Linked DNA regions of Homo sapiens: region 2 is linked to region 1. Evidence: read pairs that join two places in POLR2A ChIA-PET (ENCODE). Cell type or tissue: OCI-LY7. All regions are shown on one strand. Links, peaks and the distances in the headings refer to the core of each region. The heading gives the core; the rest is flanking DNA.

Region 1 (5,379 bases), core at 180-5,179:
TATTTAAAATATGAACATGTATTACCCAATTCCAATAAATAATTAATAAATCTTTCCCTATAATAGTTACACATTCTAGAGCAGTCATTTATGGTTATAAAAAGGTTTAGAATCCCATCACAGAAATTTTGTAGCAGTCTTCAAAGATGAATCAGTCTAGTCCAATTATACAGATAACTAAACTGAGGCCCAGAGAAGAAACATATCCAAAGGGATCCAGGAGAGAAACAAGAAAACAAGGGTGCCAGTTGTGGCAGCAACTCACAGTAGAACCCATTCTGTCATGTTAACCGGCTTTAAGGATTTCCCCCACACTCTAAGTAACCTACTATAACCAAGGATCATCCTGGAAAATCCCTCTGCACTCTCATTTCTCTCTGAAACAAGGTGGCTATTAGTGGGTGTGGATACAGGTCCTAAACTTCCCAACGTGATTCAGTAGCTATGTCTATAGTTTTACCACAAGTTACTGAAAGGGGAAAAAAAAATCTCACAAAATTTTAGAGCTAGGAAGGATCTTGCTAACCCACCTCATTTTACACGTAAGCAAGCTAAAGAATATACAAGTTAATAAATTTGTCCAAGGCCACCAATTGCAAAGTTGGCAATAAAAGTTTGCCATAACAGAAATCCTCGGATCAACTCAAGGCCACATTTGGTGACTCCTGTCAGGCTGCAAGGCCAAAAAGAACCACCAAAGAGGCAGCAAAATATTTCCTGAGGAGTACAGGCAGCTTTGCACTGAGTTCCAATTTTCTAGCCGAAAAAGCTATTTTTGAAGTGTGGTTTCTGAGGAAGGCTGACTCACCGAAAAAGTGGGGAACAATATACTCACGGTGGACTTCTCTAAATTGGCGATGTTTCTCTGTGGTCCTTAATCAGCCAGAGGGATCACTGCAAATATGAACCCACCCAACCATTTTCTTTTCATTGTTCTTAAACTAAAAACAGAATTCTTTAAACATTCTACAAGGCTTCGCAGGGTCTGGCCCCTGCCTGCCTCTGCAGCCAGGGCCACTGTATATAGGTGTGGAGTTGGTGCCTGGCTGAGGGGGTAAGTGGGGCCTGGAATCCAGGTCACACACTCCACAAGCCAAGGCCAAAATTTGGCTTTGGCTGTAACTGCTAGGAGAGGAAGAAGTGCCTTAGTAATTAGCATGAGGGAACTCTCAGGGCTAGCAGCTGGCCTACCTGCCAGGTTTGTCACACCATCTCCTGATTGCACCCCCATCCACTCAGGGTTTCTATCTACCCCAGAACTCACCTTGCCTTTTGCCATCTCAGGGTGAGGTGAATCAGGCAGAGAGGATACTTTGCACACAGGCCTCACTCCACCCTCCTTCAAGTCTCAGCTCAGCCAGCCTTTCCTCAGTCTCTCTGACCAGAGCACAGCTCCATATGCCTTTTCTTTTCTTTCCTCAAGAAAGGTTCTTCCTCTGTCACTCAAGCTGGAGTATGATGGCATGGTCATAGCTCACTGCAGCCTCTTTCTCCCACACTCAAGTGACCTTCCTCAGCCTTCTGAGTAGCTGAAACTACAGACTACAGGTGAGTGCCAGCTTGCCTGGCTAATTTTTAATTTTTTTCTTTTCTTTTCTTTTTTTTTTTTTTTTGAGACAGAATCTCCCTCTGTCGGCAGGCTGAAGTGCAGTGACACAATCTTGGCTCGCTGCAACCTCTGACTCCCTGGTTCAAACAATTCTCCTGCCTCAGCCTCTCCAGTAGCTGGGATTAAAGCATGCGCCACCACACCCAGCTAATTTTTACATTTTTAGTAGAGACGATGTTTCACCATGTTGGCCAGGCTGGTCTCGAACTCCTGACCTCAAGTGATCTGCCTGCCTCAGCCTCCCAAAGTGGAGAGCTATTTTTGACTATAGGCATAAATGTGGGCTTTGGACACAAATTCGTCTTGAGTAAATGAGAACAGTGTCTCCTTGGCCTAAGGATCATGGAATAAAGGAGACTGTACAGTAGGTAAAACTGAACAGGAGCCTGTCTCTTTTGTTACAGAAAGGTCATAGTGAGATTTTCCTAACCAACTGAATTAGGAAGGCCTAGAGGATTTATTGTATTCTTGCCATTCCCTAAATATTTACTGTATCCTGTGTAATTTGGCACAAATTAAACACTCGCATCCAAACCAACCATTGTCTTTTTAACAGTTGGCATGTTAAAAGTGTTCATACTAAGACATGCCTTAGGAACCTCCAGATTTTCTTTTGTTTTTAATAAACAACAGGTTGGACTCGGATTAGAAACCATAAATCTGACGCTTCCCACAGTGACGGAGCTTCAAATAATAGTTGTGTACAAAGCTCTGATTAGACTTCATAAAACCCTTTTTAACTTTTCATTATGGAAAACTAACATATACATAGGTAGAGAGAATAATGTATAATGAATCTTCATGTATGCTCATCACTGCTTTCACAATTAGCAACCCATGGTTACTCTTAACAACCAATACTTTTTGGGGAACAGAAGTGGAAAGATATTTGTTTACAAACTGTTCTTCTTGAATGATTTTAGAAAATTAAAAAAAAAAAAAAAAGGCTGGGTACAGTGGCTCACACCTGTAATCCCAGCACTTTGGGAGGCTGAGGTGGGGGGATAACTTGAGGCTAGGAGTTCGACACCAGCCTGGCCAACATGGTGAAACCCCGTCTCTACTTAAAAATACAAAAATTAGCCAGGCATAATTGTGTGTGCCTGTAATCACTTAAAAATACAAAAATTAGCCAGGCATAGTTGTGCGTGCCTGTAATCCCAGCTACTTGGAGGCTAAGGCAGGAGAATCGCTTGAACCTGGGAGGCAGAGGTTGTAGTGAGCCAAGATCCTGCCATGGCATCCAGCTTGGGCGATGCAGAGAGACTCTGTCTTAACAAAACAAAACAAACAAAAGCTACTGAGAACTGTCACATGGCAAATTCTTACAGAGCTGTGGAGAGAAGACAGGGGCTGGACAAATGCTAACGAGCTTGGTAACACAGACTTCCTTCTCACAAGTTTCCTGTCTATTTACCCCTCACTAACCCCCAATTTCTGCATTCTTTTTCCTCTGAGACAAGGAGAAGCTGCACCAATGAGATATGAAGCAGATTAGAAGAAGCAGGGCTTTCTGCCTTCCAGGTGTCTCCTTTAGCAAATTGCATAACGAGAAGGAAGGCCAGGAAATCCTATCATATATCAATGATGAATGCTTGCAAACCTGAAGTTGTTAGCCTGAAGGTTTTGCCTAAAATTACAGGGCTTGAAGGCATTCTCAGAAACAGGAAGCCACGCTCATTTCAAGAGACAGAGGATGGTATTAAGGGTGAAGGCATTCTCAGAAACAGGAAGCCACGCTCATTTCAAGAGACAGAGGATGGTATTAAGGGTTAAGTTTTCTGAAGCTGAGTGATAAGGATAGAATTCATTTGTCCAAAAAATAAAAAATACAAAATTTCCAATATTGATGCTTAATTAGATATTAAGTGGGTAGGTCAAGAATGGGTCTTGACCTTTTTGAACTGGATTTCCTGTACAGAGCTCTCTGTCCCTAAGCTGATGGAGAGCTTCTCCTTTCTAAGACAGGGGGCCAGGAATCCAAAATACACTCATTTATTTGCACACTTACCTAGAATCATTGTAAATCCTTACCTAGGGAAAGGAAACAGAAACTACCAACCAAAGGCCAAAAGTAGCAGGCAACATTGAAAAAAAAAAAAAAAAAAAAGCTGGACGGAGAGGGGAGAGAAGTTCAGATAAACAAAGTTACATAAATAGTATCAAAGGTGTGCCAGCCATACCTCTCGCCTGTCATCCCAGCACTTTCGGAGACCAAGGCAGGAGGATTGCTTGAGCCCAGGAGTTCGAAACCAGCCTGGGCAACATGGCAAAAACCCTTCTCTACAAAAAAAAATACAACAATTAGCCAGGCTGGTGGCACATGCCTATAGTCCCAGCTACTTAAGATGCTGAGGCAGGAGGATCACCTGAGCCCAGGGAGGTAGAGGCTGTAGTGAGCCATGACTGCGCCACCATACTCCAGCCTGGGCAATAGAGTGAAACCCTGTCTCAAAATATATATATATGTATGTATATACACACACATATACACACATACACTGTCAGAGGTTATTTAATGAAAAGCAATCCTTATTAAAGATTTATATTTACTTATTTATTTTTTACACGGCGTCTCACTCTGTTACCCAGGCTGTAGTGCAGTGGCGTGCGTTCTTGGCTCATTGCAACCTCCGCCTCCCACGCTCAAAAGATCCTCCCACCTCAGCCTCCCAAGTAGCTGGGACCACAGATGCATGCCACCACGCCAGGCTAATTTTTTCTATTTTTGGTAGAGATGGGGTTTCGCCATGTTGCCCGGGCTGGTCTTAAACTCCTGAGCTTAGGTGATCTACCCGCCTCGGCCTCCCAAAGGGCTGGGATCACAGGCGTGAGCCATCATGTCCAGCCTAGATAAAGATTTTGAGATTAAAATGTTACTGTGTGTTGACAGACCTCTTAAAGTTCTGTATTCAGAAGAAACACATAAGCCATCAGAGGAAGACAGGTGCCAGCCTCAAATGCAAATAAATGGGCATCGAAGGGCAGGAGAATTCTGGGAGGATTTGGGAAGGCTGGTGGAGTTGTACTCCTGACTGTATCCTCAGGGCCTAGACAGTGTCTACCACATGGTAGGTGCTCAGTATTTGTTCAATGGAATAGAAGGATCTGAGCTGTGGGTTAGGATAGTAAAATTTAAAAAAACCTTTTTCCTGTCTACATACTCAATGCCTCCCCTATTCCCAACACCTGAGAGATTTGGAATTTGGAGTAATAATGTACAGGGGAGATCAGGTAAGTCAGGTTGAGAAGGATGTGTTTATGTAGGTGTGTATTTCTGTACACTTGCTATACTTGTATACAAATTAGTTATCATGTGTTCAGTGTGGTCTTGCTGCCTTTCCGTGAAGGCAGGAATCACAGCTGTCCTATTCTTCACTATCTCCTAGCAGTGTCTGAGAAGTTGGTAAGTGCTTCATACTCTTTGTTAATTGAATGAATGAAGCAACACAAATAAGAGTAATGTTGTAGAACTGGTGTTGAAGCTGACTAATCTCAAAAACATTTCCACTTGCTTTAGTATAAACAGACTGCAACTCATTCTATCTGCAATCATTTCAATAGATTCTGATCCAGAGCCTCCCAGGGTTGCCTTACGCTTTTTTTCCTCTACCAACTGGAAACTTGGTTCTTCATCTTTACAGCATTTAAAGGTACAAACAATACGAACATTTCATAATACCAGATGCTGGGAGCCACAGGCCTAGAACATATTACAGAGCCACCAAGCCACGTTCATTTTGAAAAGATTACATTAATGCTGTTTTCAA
Region 2 (5,379 bases), core at 200-5,199, 930 kb before region 1:
AGAGCATGGTGGCTGGGAGGGGTCTCCTGGCATCAGAGGCTTTGCTGCTTACTGGCTCCATGTCTTTGGGCAAACAGCTTGTTTTCTCAAATCCTACATTTCATTTGGTGGTATATGATGAGTTGTTGACAAATATCAGCTAATTTTATTATTATTTTTGAGGTAATGCTGGTCTAATATCATCTACTAGTTTCTATTCCAATCAGAAATTATATGTCTGCCTAATGTTTAATTTGTGACAACTAGAAGAAGTGGATTTGTAAAAACAGAGAAGATAAATCATGAAAAATAATAGGAAACTATTAAGCTTTTATCATCGTATATCAGTGAAAAGCATGCAATGGTTCCATTTCCACTATATGTCTAGACTTGTACCGCTCATTGTAGGAATATAAAAGAAATGTGAGACATTGTTCTTTGGGTCAAAGAACTGCCAATCTAACTGAGGAAATGAGACAGACAGAATAATGAGAGTGCAATCCCAGGCAGAATTGCGTAGACCTGCTAGTGATTGAGGCAGATGTGAAATTAGGGATAGACCAGTTTGGGTAACCATGATTAGGAAAAAAATAGGAAGGAAGAGCTGCACCAAGCCTGATAAGGTCAGCTGGAGACAGGCAGAAGGAAAAACTGTGGGCATTCTGGGAGGAAAGCTCAATATGAACAGAAGGACAGAGACAGAAATGGACATGGTGTAGGTTGTAAGACTCAATAACAGGTTGGCAAACTATGGCTTGCAGTCCAAATTTGGCCCAGGCCTATTTTTGTAAATAAAGTTTTATTGGAATACATACACATGACAAAAGAAATGGACATGGCAAGAGCTCGAAATAGAGATCATACCTTGCTTCAAACAACAAGCAAATGCAGCTAAATTTCTGATAGTGGACAAATGGGAGCCACCGATAATTACTGAATCAAGGAGAAGTAGGAGGAGAAGTTACAGCAGAGTTAAGATTCACATTTTTACTTACTATGAACACTGCCTCCCAGATGTTAATTTTGAACAGTGGCATGAGTAATAGCTACACAGTAAGAAATTCATGACTACAGGAAATAAAGGAAACATATTATAAATAAAGAATATAAAGAAATAAAGAAACTTTTTTTTTTTTTGAGACAGAGTCTTGCTCTGTCACCCAGGCTGGAGTGCACTGGAGCAATCTCAGCTCACTGCAAGCTCCACCTCCTGGATTCACGCCATTCTCCTGCCTCAGCCTCCCAAGTAGCTGAGACTAAAGGCGTCTGCCACCACGCCTGGCTAATTTTTTTTTTTGTATTTTTACTAGAGACGGGGTTTCGCTTTGTTAGCCAGGATGGTCTCGATCTCCTGACCTCGTAATCTGCCTGCCTCGGCCTCCCAAAGTGCTGGGATTACAGACGTGAGCCACCGTGCCTGGCCTAAAGAAACATATAAGATTCCTAGTCTTTGAGACTGGAAATTATTTGCACTTTTCACTAAAATGAATTTTAAGAAGCCAACATCAAAGCAGAGATTATGAGATGAGGTGAGATTTTGCAATTCGGATCATAGCGATGTTTTAGTGTCCAGTGGAATACTGTATTAATAGGAAAATTGGACCCAATTCTTCTAACCATTGTCTTAATTCAAGGCAATTACATGAAATACCAACCCAACTTTTTCTTCACAAGAAATGTATCCACTCAATCTTTCCTTCATCCCCAGAATAAAATGATAACAAAAACAATTTTTACATGGCAGAGCTATTCCACTTGAAAATGGTGTCAGCTAATATTTTGTTTCAAAATGAGAAAGTCAAACCAAATGAAACTTGAATCTTTTAGAAGGGCTTAGGCCCTTTAGCTGTGCACCAAACTTGATGAGAATCAGTGAATTATTTAATGGTATTCTTGAGAAACAACCCAAGAAGACATGGTGAAATGGTAAGATGCTAAGTCCAAAGGGACTTTATTTCATCTAGTCAATTAGAATTGTCTTTGGAATTTATGATACAAGTCAGAGTGCTACATAGATTTTGCAATACGAAATAAAATTAGTTCCATAAATGTTCCCAACTGAAAGACCAAAAGAACCAAAAAAACACGAGGACTCATAAATAACTGGTTGTCTGTCTTCCCTACTGGCAGTATCACAATACAATTTCTTTTTTTTTTTTTTTTTTTTTTTTGTTATTATACTTTAAGTTTTAGGGTACATGTGCACAATGTGTAAGTTTGTTACATATGTATACATGTGCCATGTTGGTGTACTGCACCCATTAACTCCTCATTTAGCATTAGGTATATCTCCTAATGCTATCCCTCCTCCCTCCCCCCACCCGGCAACAATTTCTTAATGAAATCAAATTAGGTACATTTGGGGGGCCAGTTGGAATATCACGTTGTCATTTGAATCCCCTGAATTACTGGGCAGAATCGGTTTGTAGAAATCCCTGTATATTCTAGCCCCAACTCAAGGACAACAGATTATTGGAGGAACAAAATCTTTAAATTGGTAAAAAACAAAAGGCCCTTCTCGTTAAGATGTTGCCTTCCAGCAAGCACTACTAATACTCAGCAGGTGATGTGAAACGCTGTCACCTACCGCCTCCATTCTGGTGCCTAAACAGGTTTAGACCTCAAAGTCTTTCTTCCCCTTGATAAGAACTACTTCTTAAAAATGTTGATGAAGATTTCATAGGTTTCTTTGAAAATAATTATTAAAAAAGAAATGGCCCTCAGGTTTTATCTATGCATAGCAATAAGTCTCAGCTGCAAGCTAGTTTTTTTAAGTCAAGATTTTTGCTTCCAAAAAAACAGATTTGTACAAATGCACTCAAAAACCTTATTAATTGGAGCAGGCTACAGTCCAATTACTCTGGTGGCTTGAAAACAATCCCAAAATAATAAAATATATAATGATGATGGGTTTTTTTCCCTGTTAATATCACCACAATCTGAGAAAATCTTTGAGCCGTTCCACTGAAAATGATTTGGATCCTTAAAGACAATTAATTACAGAAGACCAAAGAGAGGTTTTGAAAAGTGAAAAAACTAAATATAATCAGGCCTAGTAGAAATACATTTGGCATTATTTAAACAAGCTATGTTTTTCTTGACTGCTCTTTTAGCATTTTGCCACTTCCTCATTTTGCCACAGATGTTTTATTTTATAAGTGGATGAACTTCATCATTTTCATTGACTAAAATGTCTAAAAATAGGTAAACAGTTATAAAAACAGCAAAAGGTTAACAAGGCTGAAAAAGAGGCCATATACTGGCTTCTTTCTTGAAAAGTAAACATATCAAACTGAAATAAAAGAAAATCTAATATGAAAAAATATATTTTAACTGAAAATGAGAACTCATTACACTAATTATGACAGGAAATGTGTTTTGGTGGCCTGTTACTGGAAAAGGTTTTCTCACGTCTCACATCCTCCCTTCTCTTCCCACCTCCCCACCCTGAATGTACACACACACAGGGAATGTTTTCCATGAACAGCCAATGTGGTGAAAAGAGGAAATGCTCTAAAGTCACTTTCCATGGAAAATAAAATTCCAACATTTAACTCCGTTCTTGAAGCTATGGCATCATAATCTCCAGAGGGCCTCTGCTAGAATACAAACATTTCATTTCATTCACCATTACCAACACTTTCAGAACTTGGTTCTGCCATTTTCTCACTTTCTGGCACTAAGAAACTTGCTTAAACATTCTAAATCTCATTCCTTCATTGCTAAATAACAAGGTATGTTTATATAAGGATGCATGTTTCCTACAGTTGTTGGGAAGATGACGTGGAATGATGTCCATAAAGGGCTTACTTTGCATCATGCCTGAATTGTAAAAGGCGCTCGATCAACAGTAGCTGCTACTGCTATTATCATTATTATTATTAATTATTATTGTTACTATTCTCATTAGCTAATGGGAAAGGAATGAGATCCAAGTAGGCTCAATCAGATGATTAGAAGGCGAAGAGAAATGTGTGGATGAAAGCTGTGGAGTATGAGGAGTTTGCAGGCTCTGCCATCCCAAGCTGCACAGGGATGGGAAGACTCTGCAATAAACACCACCACCTCTTTGACAAGTTTGCCTGCAGCCAGGCCTGGTTCTGTTGATTCATCTGCCACTACCACAGATGCCACAGTCTCCATATTGGTGGGCAGACTAATAGAAGAAAATCAGTGCAAATCCAGAGCATTTGCATAATTTCAGTTCCTTTGGTCATTTCCTAGGAGAGGTCAAAAATTGTACTCTTTCGTCTAGGGTGCCTGAAGACCCATGTTCCTGTTGAATTTTTGCTTTCTGCATTAATCTCTTAGCTCTTGATTGTGGAAAAATAAAGAATTGAGGAGACAGAGAAGGCTAAAGGAAAGAATAAAAGGGAATAAACATGACTTTTAGATCCATATTTAGTACTCTTTTCTGCAAAATTGACGTGGGGATTTGGCTAATCACATAATTGCAACTGGTGCTCGGCCCAGTCCCTCATATGCTGCAGGAACACCATCATTTGTCTGGTTGTGATGCACAAGAGCATTTTTAACTCTACCTTTAAGGCCTTTGCATTGTTTCTGCCTGTGAAAAGAGAGCCAAGCAAGAATTTCCTGAGCTTCTGGATTCTGGACTTGAAGAAGCATTTCTTCACAGAGAGGATTCAGGGAACTCACATTCCACCAAATTTTAATAGTTGTTACCCAAGTTGCCAATAAGTGTGACAAAGGCTGTCAAACAAAGCCAAACAGGGTTCCTTACTGCAAGACTTCTCAGGCCCTTGAATGTGTTAATATGGAATATTAATTCCTAAGAACAGCACTTCTGTTTGTCACCACCAGGTCAGCCCTACAAGAGCTCCTGAAGGAAGCACAAACATGGAAAGGAACAACCGGTACCAGACACTGCAAAAACATGCCAAATTGTAAAGACCGTCGATGCTAGGAAGAAACTGCATCAACTGACGAGCAGAATAACCAGCTAACATCATAATGACAGGATCAAATTCACACATAACAATATTAACCGTAACTGTAAATGGGCTAAATGCTCCAATTAAAAGACACAGACTGGCCAATTGGATAAAGAGTCAAGACCCATCAGTGCGCTGTATTCAGGAGACCCATCTCAAGTGCAGAGACACACATAGGCTCAAAATAAAGGGATGGAGGAAGATCTACCAAGCAAATGTAAAACAAAAAAAGGCAGGGGTTGCAATCCTAGTCTCTGATAAAACAGACTTTAAACCAACAAAGTTCAAAAGAGACAAAGAAGGCCATTACATAATGGTAAAGGGAACAATTCAACATGAAGAGCTAACTATCCTAAATATAAATGCACCCAATACAGGAGCACCCAGATTCATAAAGCAAGTCCTTAGAGATCTAGAAACAGACTTAGACTCCCACACAATAATA

The links. ChIA-PET counts read pairs that join two places held together with the same protein. Peaks named below come from ENCODE experiments on the same cell type or tissue, not always from the same donor. Only the 100,000 strongest peaks of a DNase experiment are listed, where the experiment ranks them.
Region 2: POLR2A ChIA-PET joins it to region 1 with 8 read pairs; 1 of 35 experiments calls an interaction of 5 or more read pairs at or near these places.

Annotation. Positions count from the first base shown.
Region 1 is chr3:69,089,995-69,095,373 of GRCh38, reverse strand. All of the region lies in intron 1 of ARL6IP5 (ARF like GTPase 6 interacting protein 5), which reads right to left. Among named protein-coding and RNA genes, the nearest start is that of ARL6IP5, 7.7 kb to the right of the region's middle. In OCI-LY7, for the core only: no CTCF peak of the experiment used is centred there; a DNase peak (open chromatin) is centred at 3,253; H3K4me3 peaks cover 1,264 bases; H3K27ac peaks cover 1,510 bases.
Region 2 is chr3:70,019,198-70,024,576 of GRCh38, reverse strand. The region is part of intron 3 of SAMMSON (survival associated mitochondrial melanoma specific oncogenic non-coding RNA); the gene reads right to left. Among named protein-coding and RNA genes, the nearest start is that of SAMMSON, 22 kb to the right of the region's middle. In OCI-LY7, for the core only: no CTCF peak of the experiment used is centred there; a DNase peak (open chromatin) is centred at 3,136; H3K4me3 peaks cover 268 bases; H3K27ac peaks cover 1,071 bases.